Linked DNA regions of Homo sapiens: all the other regions are linked to region 3. Evidence: chromatin contacts called from ENCODE Hi-C or POLR2A ChIA-PET data. All regions are on one chromosome and are shown on one strand. The core of a region is the stretch at or near the end of the contact, and the rest is flanking DNA. Distances in the headings are between cores, read along the strand shown.

Region 1 (3,640 bases), core at 1,136-3,635, 240 kb after region 3:
CATCTCTGTTAAGAGAGGTTCTCTCTTGGCGGGGCACGGTGGCTCATGCCAGCACTTCGGGAGGCCGAGGCAGGTGGATCACAAGGTCAGGAGTTCAAGACCAGCCTGTCCAAGATGGTGAAACCCCGTCTCTACTAAAAATACAAATATTAGCTGGACGCCGTGGCAGTGCCTGTAATCCCAGCTACTCGGGAGGCTGAGGCAGGGGAATTGCTTGAACCCGGGGGCGGAGGTTGCAGTGAGCCAAGGTTGAGCCACTGCACTCCAGCCTGGGTGACAGAGTGAGACTCCATCAAAAAAAAAAAAAAAAAAAAAAAAAAGAGGTTCTCTCTGCCTATGAACTGAAATTTAAAAATGGCTGAAATGTGATCACGTGACTATGTCATCTTGGTCAACTTTTTAGAGTCTGCCCATATTTGTAGAATGAATGCATGAATGAGTGAGTGAGCTTGCTATAAGAAAGAGCTAGATAATTAGAGCCTCCCAGCAATGAAGCAGGTTGCCATGTAAATACTGAGCTCCCCAACCCCGGAAGTGTTCAAGCAGTGACTTGATGACCATCTGTCAGCTTTAATGTAAATAAATATGACCTGGGGATTTTGTGAAAATGCAGATTCTGATTTGGTACATCTGGGTGGGGCCTGAGATTCTGTATTTCTGAGTAGCTCCCAGAAGATTCCAATGCTATAAGACTTTGGATCATACCTTGAGGAGCAAGGATGTAGTGGGGAATCCTACAGAGGGTAGAAAGTTCAGCTAGATTAGTAGTTTCCAAATCTACCCGTATGTCAGACTCACCCAGGAGATTTATTAGAAATAGAGGTTCTCCAACTCCAATGCCAGAGCTGGAATTCTGTAGACCAGGAGCAGAGTCTGGATGCCTGTATTTTTCCCAAGCTTTCCACTGATTCAGATGCAACCTTTGGGAATCACTGAACCAGAGGCTTCTGAAATGTTGTTCAAACTCTAAGCTTACTTTTTAAAAGAATCAGACAAATATAAATCATGATGAGGCAAAGCCAGGCTGACTAAAATCCCCTTGCTATACTTACTTGGCAAATATCACCAGGGTCAAAACACTGCCTTGTTATTTATGAGTCCTAGATCTATGCTTAAATCCATTTCTAGAGAATGTCATATTTCCTATATTTTTGCAGATTGGAATTACATTATGCTCTTAAAGTAGCCCAATTAATGATTTCTTGAACCCCAGCAACTTGTAGTGAAACAACATAATTATGTTAAAAGAGGGAACTTCCACATTAGGTTTCTTGGAGAATGTTTCAAAAGATAAAAATAGCAAGGAAATCTAGGGTTGTGTGACACATCGAAAACATCCCACAAACGGGAATCTTCCCAATTGAGTCTGTTAGGTCATGGTCTCTTGCTCTCATTGCAGCTGTGAGCAGGGAATTGCAGATCCCTAATCTGAGGCTGTAAAGTTTTATTGCTACAGATTTGATAAGTTCTAGGAGGGCAGAATCTCAGGCAGATTTGATCAATTTCTGTTTTTCTTACCCATTCATCATTTTCTCTTTTGACATGGCCACAAATGGGAGGGTTCATGAAGGTGGGCCAGCACCACGTTTTAGAACTTGGGGCTGGAGGGAGAGGCTGGACTTTTACCCCACTGCAGGGGTTAGAAGGGCCAGTTGAATTTGTAGGATGTGAAATCCAGTAAGGACCATGATTAAATTGCCAGCAGTGGCAGTGCCTCGGGCACTGGATCGAAATTCAGGGCAAAATTTCAGAGTTTAGACATGGAAAGCTAACAGTGGGGCCATCACCTCATGGGGGGCCAGGTACTGAAGTCAAAATGGGCCTCCTGAAATCTGTAGCAAGAAGGGAAAAGAGAAAACATGAGTTACTATAAGCAATGCAGGCCGGTTTTCAGCTGTCAGGCTAGGAAATTCTGCTAGGCTTTATTTCAGCAGACGGACATCATCAGCTATGCAGTATCCAGGTCCACAGGGACTTCAGAGAGGTGGGAGCAACTAGCCTAGGTTGCCGAGTTCAAGAGCAGAAACCCTGCCTGGGCCAGCTGTTGTCCTCAGGCTGAAGATGGACTCTTTCACATCCATGTGACCAAAAGAGGGCAAAACTAGAGTTGGCTCCTTGGGGACAGGGTGGTGCCATGGCCCCCATCATCTCCTTTTTTCTTCCCATCAGATAGCAAGCAGCTCATTGGAGAGCCACACAGTCACCAGGACAGAGAGAATGCCCAGCAGCAGAAGCCAAAAAAAGAAACTTTCCCTTTCTGTCTCCTCTGTCTGTGGCGTGCAACCCAGCTATGAGGACGTGGGGTTGAAGCCATTTCCTTTTTCAGTTTCAGCTTCTGACCCTCCTCAGGATTAGAAGTGGCGATTCAGAGGCTGGGAGGGTGAAAGCATGACTTCTCAAGAACCAGCTCGTGCTGAAGTCACTGCTCACCTTCCTGTCTCAGGGATGCTCCTGATGCTAATGACGTCGTGTGAATCATGCTCTACGTGTCTGCATGCCTGAGCCGAGCTTATCCTCATGGCACCCTGTGAGGCAGGCTGCTGCTCCTACTCCCACTCACCAGAAGAGGAAGCCGAGGCTCAGAGACTGAGTAACTCTTGAGGTTACACAGCCACCGAGCAGGGTCATTAGGGCCCTATGAGATTTCCTTCCGACTCCGCTCTGAACTCACTCTCGTAGGCCCAAGCTGGGCGCCTCCCCCAGGGAACACCGTAGTGGCCCGGAAAACAGAGAGCACAGGTTACATTTGGCTCACATTCTTGGTGTGTCCACTGTAGGTTGCTGTGAAGTAAATTTTAAATTTTTATATAAAAACAAACAGATAATTTCTTGAGTGGGACATAAAAGCATGAATTTGAAAGTTAAAATGTAAGATATTGACCTTTTACTTAATAATAATGTAACAATATTGCTTTATTAACTGTGACAAATGTACCATTGTAAAATAAGATAATCATAATGAAAACTGGGTGTGGAGTGTGCAGGAACTCTGTATTATCTTTGTAATAATATGGTAAATCTAAAATTGTTCTAAAATAAAAATTTTTCTCTTTAAAAAAGTAAGATATCAAATAAATTTTAGAATCTCAGTTTCCTTCAGGGGTACCTGGTCATGATTATCTTTTGTTAGAGGCATATCAGAGGCCATGTTGCTCGCTGAGTAGAAGGACATTCTACAGTGTACGCTTACAGCCTCTTGAAAAGCCTGTATTCATTAAGAGAAGAAAAAGAGGGTGGGACAGTGAAGATTCTTTCACTTCCTCTCCCCAGCCTCTGTCCCCTTCTTAGCACTGTGCGAAGAGTGAGAGGTAATAACCACTTCACCCTCCCCAGGTTTCCACCAGAGTGGAAGGGGTTCCATCACAGACAGACTATTTGAGCATTTCACCCCATTCCAGCCTCCACCACAATCCTACAAATTCAACTGGCCCTTCTAACCCCTGCAGTGGGGTAAAAGTCCAGCCTCTTCCAGAGACAGGAGAATCACTTGAACTCAGGAGGCAGAGGCTGCAGTGAACCAAGATAATTCCACTGCACTCCAGCCTGGGCGACAGAGCGAAACTCCGTCTCAAAAAAAAAATAAATAAATAAAAAATAATAAATAAATAAATAAATAAATAAATAAAGTGGGGGGTAATTC
Region 2 (3,150 bases), core at 624-3,123, 240 kb before region 3:
GTATTACAATTAACCATGGGTCACGGGGTCCTTTTGGGAAGCGCAGCTTGGGAGTTCCAGATGTTTAAATCTTATTTGGAGAGATTCTATGACAGAAGGAAGAGGGAGAATGAGACTGCCACAGAAGATCAGAGGATATGGAATCTGCTGTAAGCCCAGAACTGGAAAGACAGACTTGACTTTCTGTTGAGGCACTGGCTCTGGTCTCCAGGCACGTCTCTTCTGCTGTTTAGAGGAGAATCCCTGCTGCATGGCAGCATTTGGGTAGCCAGAGAGAAGATATATGAATTGATGAAGTAGAAGACTAATTGGAAATAAAAGGTATAGTGTCAGCTAATGAACTCCCAAGTCACCCATGTGACAACCTCAGCCTTCCAGAAGAACACGTCCATGAACAGCCTGAAGTGGTTCCAAAACTGGGGAGCAGAGAAGGATGCAGCAGGATGCAAATGAGCACAGCTGACCTGGACTTAAACCATGGCCCTGCCACTTACTAGTGTGCAGACCTTGGGTACTGGACTTGCCTTCCTGCGGCCAGTCTCCCAGTGTGAACCATGGAAAATCAACACTCACCTCCAAGGTGCCTATGGAAGTAAGTGGGATGGTATGTGTGTGTTGCCTGATAAATGGCCAGGCACTGTGACAATAATTCCTGCTCCATGGATCGAACACAGAAATCAGTTTCCCCACTTCCTAGTGCCATCTCAGAGGTGTTGCATTATCGGTTGCTAAAGCTCAGCGAGTTCCACCCACACAGTCCCAATAAGCTCTGTCATTCCGATTGGCCAGTCTGCAGTCTAAATGGAAAGGAAGTAGAGGTAGAAAGAGGCAGCAAAGAAAAGTGAGATGTGACAGTCTAAGAGTAGAGGCAGACAGAAAGACCATACAGACAAGGGTTAGAATACTAAAAACAGAGCAATCTGGGGTAGTGTTAGTGCACGGGCAAGCAGTCCGACCCCTCTGGGGAGATCATGTGTTACGTGATGTGGTATCAGTTGACCAGGTGTTAAGTCTCAAATCATGAAAGCCTCAAATCATTCAAAAAAAAAAAGGTGAATGTTCAACACAATCAGTTTAAGAATATACTATACAAATAAAGAGGTATACATTGAGCAATAGTACCATTACAAACAGGAAAACAGTTCAAGTGAAAGTTACAGGGGCCTGACTCAGTACTGGGGTGCCTCCTTCCTTTAGAATGCTGGATAAATGGAATTTCACCAAAAAAAATATTGAAGTCTTTTTGCCTCTCAGCAAGGTGTTATTTAGGCAGAAGGAAAGCAATGGAAATGAGGAAGGGAAAGCAAGGGGGTAGGGACTTGGGGTTTCTCCTTCCGTTAAAAAAAATCTTCAACTTGGTGCTTGGCTAGTGCCACCCACGAGGTTCAGTCAGCCTGGCTCTTCTTGGTGGCACGCAGGGCGTCACGTCCCCTGTCCAGCAGCAGGTCCTCCAGCCGCTTGCAGTGCTCCCGGAGCTGTTTCTCGCGCGGCAACAGGAAGGTGAGAACCTTGTTGCGCACGATGCCACGGTCCTCCTCCTCCCTTAGCCGCTGCCTCACGCGAGCCGCCTGCTCCTCCTGTTGCACCAGGGCTCCATTCATCTCGCAGAAGGCGTCTTCAAGGTAATGAATGGACTTCAATGCCTCTTTCTTAAAGTCCTCCAGTTCCCGTTGCACCCCGGCCACCTTCTGCTGCAGGATCTCCAAGTCAGCGGGTGGTGGGAGGCAGGAGGGCCATGACTGGGACAGGGAAAAGTCTCCAGACTGGAGGCCACTCTCTATCATTTTTTTCCCCTGTAGGGTATTCACCGTCATGAGAATGGACCCAGCCTGGTAGAGGGGTTCCATTGTCTCTTCTACGTTGGACAAAGAGAGGAAGCCAAGAGACCAACCAGGTCAATAAATATTTTTGGCTAGAGACACGATCATTCGGAGTGGAGAAACCCTAGAATTGTGACATCAGGGCCCCTTCAGCCAACCAGAAAGAAAGCCACAATCCATTCATTTGCATATTGTAGCTTCCTTGGTTGGTTACCTAGAGCTTTGTCTGTTTATCTGACCAAGTCGCCCTCCTGAGATGTGGATCCTTAACTCATCACCCTTCTAGAACCAGAACTCAAGTTCTTCTTTAACCTAAGGAACAAACCAAGTCCCAGAGCAGGGAAGTAAACTGGCCAGAGCAAGGCAGGCCAGGCCAGGCTCACTGGCTGCCAGGACTGGGTGGTCTCCCACACTGGCAAGGGACCTGCATGGTCTTGGACTGGTCTCTGGGCTTTAGTACCTCACTAGTAAAACAAAGACATTGTAAGAGATGATACCTAATCCCACTTGTAGCTCTAAAATGCTAAAAAGTAATCTCTTATTCCAAGTCCATACTCCTATAATGATGTCAGAATTCTATAAAATCTTAGAAATTGCGAAAAATGTACTTAGATTTTGATGTATGGTCCACAGCAATGGCTGATTCAGCAGGTGCAAGGTAAAAATGGGTTAGTCATATTTATTCAATAAATACTAAGTGCTCACTACACACTAGGATCAGGGAACAAGTGAGTGCATGGTCTTCCAACATACCTGAATGTTAACAAATATGAGAAACAACACATAGAAAGGTAAATCTTGTACTTTTTACCTGATAATTAGAACAAAGGAAAATACTTCTAGCTAATCTACATTTGGTTTAGTCAGGAACAAACCTTCATCTTGCACATCTCAGTCTCTTGCCTAGACTTCTCTCCTGGTCTCCAAATCTAAACGTCTCCCCCACAATGGGCCTCCAATTCAAGCCATCCAAAGCTGAATTGGTGATCTCTTTACCCAAACCAGTTCCTGTTCCAGTGTTGCTGTCAGATTAATGAGAGCAACCCAGAACAGCACACACACCAGAGCCCTCATGAGACAACTGGTGCTGTGATGCTAATATTTGTCCCCTCCCAAACTCATGTTGCAATTTAATTACCATTGTAACAGGATTATGAGGAAGGACCTTTAACAGATGATTAGGCTACCCTTTAAGAGATAAATGGATTAACACTGTTATCTTGGGAGCAGGTTCCTTATAAGTGGATAAGTTCAGCCCCTTTATGTCTCTCTCTCACCCTCTCTTTGCCCTTCTACTATGTGATGTCTTCTGCTGTGGAATGACACAGCA
Region 3 (3,201 bases), core at 318-2,817:
AACAGGCCAGTCTACACAGTAGGTAATTTCTGAGTTATCCAATTCTCTATATTAACTCCACTAGGATGAATCCAGTGGCTGGGAGAATAATTTTTTGAAAATTCTGCATCCGTTCCTGTTAGTTTCAAAAGGTATCAAGCGCCCCAGCTACGCGTTTGGGATTTCACGAAGTATTCAAAGGAAAATAACTCAGAGAGGCGGGAAGAACGCACTTAAAAGTGACGAGCTTCCTAACCTCCTCCAGTTCCGAAGTTTCCCCGTGAGCTCATCGCTACTGCCCACTGAATGCTTCGTTTTGCAAACAGAAACGAAGTAGGAAAAAAATAAGTTCCAGCCTAGATCTGCCAAACAGGGGTCCCCCATCTAAAGTGGGCGGGCAAGAGAATTGCCAAAACACATCGGCTACAGTCACTTTCAAGTTTCTTGCAAAAAAGCGAAGACCAACATCCCAGAGAGTGACTCATCTGGGGGCTTTGTAAGCGGACTTTGTTTGCTCTCTCCACTTGGTTGGAGGAAACGTTCGAGGTGGGCGAGAAAGAAAAGCGCTTCGGGAGAAGGTCGGGCCTCCAGGAGTCCCGGCCCCCACCGCTCCCCGCCTGCCCCGGGCCGGCCCGGCTGGGGGATTCCCCAGGCTGAATGGGACGGCGGGAGAGCTGGACAGAGGGAGAAGGTGTCAGCTGCCAAGGCTCGGCTGAGACTTGGGAAAAAAAAATGTAAATCCAGTGAAAAAGTTTGGGGAGGGGATACACACTCACAACATCCGCCCCCCCAACTGGGTAAACACGAGAGGGGTGGTGGCGGTGAGGGGGAGTGGCGGGGAACCTGGGGATACCCGCTATTCGCGGGGACACGGGAGGGGGTCAGAAAGTCAACACACGCACGCACACACACAAAAAGACGAGGAAGGTGAAAAGAGAACAAGCGAAAGATGGATGAAGTGGCGGGGAGGAGACTCAGGGCAGGACCTGGGGACCTCCTCACCCCACCGTGGGGGACCGGGCCGGCACGCAATGGCCCAGCAGCCCGCGCTATCCAGCGGCCCGGCGCCCTCCTTTCTCTGGGCCGCGGGGTGGTGACAGCGACCGGCCTCCTCCCTTCCCCTTCAGAGCGAGAGGGAAGGGTGTGTGTGAGTGTGTGTGTGTGCGTGTGTGTGCTGGGGGGCCCCCGGGTTCACCCCGCGGCCTGCTATCTCCCCCGCACCCCGTGAGGCCGCCTCCTTTCACCTCAGCAGCCCCGCTTCGCCGGGGCGGGCGGGCGGAAAAACAAAGGGGGATTAAGGCCGGGCCGGAGAGCGGAGCCGGGAGGGAGGGGAGGAGGAGCGCCCGCCCGCCCGCCAGCCCGGGGCCCGGCCCCCCTGTCCCCCCCGTGCCCCCCCGGGGGGGCCCCCAGTACCTGGAACAGGAACGCGGTCCAGTTGGCCTCCATGGCTGCGGCGGCCGACCCCCCTCCTCCCCACTCCCCCCGCTCGGGGAGCCTCCTCAGCCGGAGGAGGCGACAACAAAGCGGCGGCGGCGGCGGCGGCAACGGCAGCGGCGGCTCCTCAACATGGCAGCGCCGAGCGCGGCCACTTCCGGTAACCTCCGGGACGCACCACCGCGGCGGCGAGCGCGGGCGGGGGGGGAGCCCCGGCCCGGCCGCCGCCGCCCCCAGTCGCCCGGACCCCCTCTGGGCGTCCCCGCTGCCGGCTCGCCGCCTCGGAGCTCAGCCAGTGCCCGCTGGCGGTGGGGTCAGGGCCCCCGCGGGGGGGCTGGGGTGGGGCCCGGGGCGGGGATGGGGCGCGGCGTCCCCCCCCGCGGGGGTGTGTGGTGCTGCGGTCCGTGGCTCAGGCAGCTGGAGCAGGGGGAGCTCAGGAGAGAAGATGGAGGACGCCAGGGTCTGGCGCTGGCCCGCTGGGCACAGCTGGGCCGTCTCCCGTGACTCAGACACGGTGTCCAGCACCGTCGCGTCCCTGTTAGACCCTCAGCGGAGGGCACAGGCCACGGCGGACACTCGGCTCTTCAGTCGCTCATGCACAGCATGGTCCCCACCTCCAAACTGGGGGAAGCCCTTTCGACTTCGAGCCTCTCTTCCTTTTGGCATTTCCTCCCCGGCCGGCTAAGCCCTCTGCGCTCTCGCTATGATATGCATCTCATGGCGAGATGGCCTTCCAACTCAAGCAGGGAATCCCACTGGGGTGCAGCCTCAGATCCTCTCAGTGTGGAGGGAAACACTTCCCACGCGTAGAGATGTCATTACTGGGTTATTCTTGGGTGAAGGGCTGAGCCTCCCCATCCTCCCCTTCACTCCAAGATAGGATGTGAAATTCTATCCCAACACCCCTCCTCTCCCGCCAAAAATAAAAACAAGTGAGATAGTATAGACAAATTATTTTAGTCCTTTAGTACAGTCTGTTTCCTCCTTCACCCCCAGAACAAAAATCGAACTTCTGGTTGGACAGCGTCAGATGTCACTGAGGTGACCCCAGCCTGTTTGCAGTTCCAAGTCTTCCGTGTAGGCGTCACTGCTACTGGAACTTTGTAGATGAGGAGCCTGTATGATGATGTCCTGAACATTTCTATCCTTTCCTCACACAGAGGGAAGCTACTGGGAATATCAGAGACAAGCTATTATTAAACAAGTGTCTCTAGTCCAAGACATCTCCTGTGGCAGGGAAATGAGGGGGCAGGCTGTATCAGTGATATTTTTATAAACTCTGGTTTTAGAAAAAATTCTTCAGATGGACGCATTATTTTAAGACTTTAACATTTTCCAAAACCAACTGAATCTTATCCCCTCCATTTATCCCCCTCCAGACACTTCTAATCAAGGTCACCATCTCCAACTTCCCCCATAGACAATAAAAATATGGCTGGAGAATTCTACTGTAATAGAAAACCAAGGAGATATAGTAATTTGACAGTGTGTTTCCTTTCCATCCACTAGACAAGAATACCCCCTCCCATTCTTTCCTCCCCTCAGTCACCAGAATGAAGGGGCTGGAAAACGTTGGTCTGGTTCCTTTTAGAGCTGATTCCCCATTGGATACTGCCTGGAGGCCTTGGGGATGAATGAGAAGTTCTGCAGTTTGGATCAGTAGCAGAAGCAGGTAACACATCAGGGAACCGGTCAGCCTAAGATAGGAGGGGACAGAAAATGATGAAAGAGTTTCTGATACATTTATCAGCTAAATTGCTATGGTCACCCCCATGTCTCCTGTAATGT

The links. Hi-C counts contacts between places; a loop is a spot of excess contacts on that map. ChIA-PET counts read pairs that join two places held with the same protein, here RNA polymerase II (POLR2A). Pooled maps may share reads with other maps.
Region 1: a pooled map shows a loop between it and region 3 (2.7-fold over the local background). The contact joins the enhancer-like site here to the promoter of VEZF1 in region 3. A Hi-C loop is called at or near these places in 1 of 50 pooled maps. POLR2A ChIA-PET finds 5 or more read pairs at or near these places in 5 of 52 experiments (B cell, GM10248, T-cell and 2 more).
Region 2: a loop to region 3 is called in a map of mammary epithelial cell, with 2.7 times the contacts of the local background. The contact joins the promoter of CCDC182 here to the promoter of VEZF1 in region 3. A Hi-C loop is called at or near these places in 3 of 168 maps with a recorded cell type or tissue (CD4-positive, alpha-beta memory T cell, PC-9 and mammary epithelial cell), 1 of 37 single-sample maps with no recorded cell type and 8 of 50 pooled maps.

Annotation. Positions count from the first base shown.
Region 1 is chr17:58,230,491-58,234,130 of GRCh38, forward strand. It overlaps LOC105371841 (a long non-coding RNA gene), which reads left to right. Exons shown (of 2, transcript XR_934884.4): 2 at 2,170-3,089. Among named protein-coding and RNA genes, the nearest start is that of LPO, 6.3 kb to the right of the region's middle. Within about 2 kb of position 2,386, at least 4 of the 41 ENCODE cell types and tissues checked have a DNase peak (open chromatin) inside an H3K27ac peak, as active enhancers do; they include B cell, where a contact is called at or near this core.
Region 2 is chr17:57,743,426-57,746,575 of GRCh38, forward strand. CCDC182 (coiled-coil domain containing 182) reads right to left here and starts at 1,874. Exons shown (of 1, transcript NM_001282544.2): 1 at 1,070-1,874. The coding sequence starts at 1,847. The coding sequence ends at 1,386.
Region 3 is chr17:57,986,687-57,989,887 of GRCh38, forward strand. VEZF1 (vascular endothelial zinc finger 1) reads right to left here and starts at 1,568. Exons shown (of 6, transcript NM_007146.3): 1 at 1,393-1,568. The coding sequence starts at 1,425. It overlaps LOC101929185 (a long non-coding RNA gene), which reads left to right and starts at 1,424. Exons shown (of 1, transcript XR_001752716.3): 1 at 1,424-3,201. It also overlaps a transcript of SRSF1 not described here. RefSeq lists silencers at 831-900, 981-1,460, 1,531-1,810 and enhancers at 1,961-2,010, 2,031-2,170.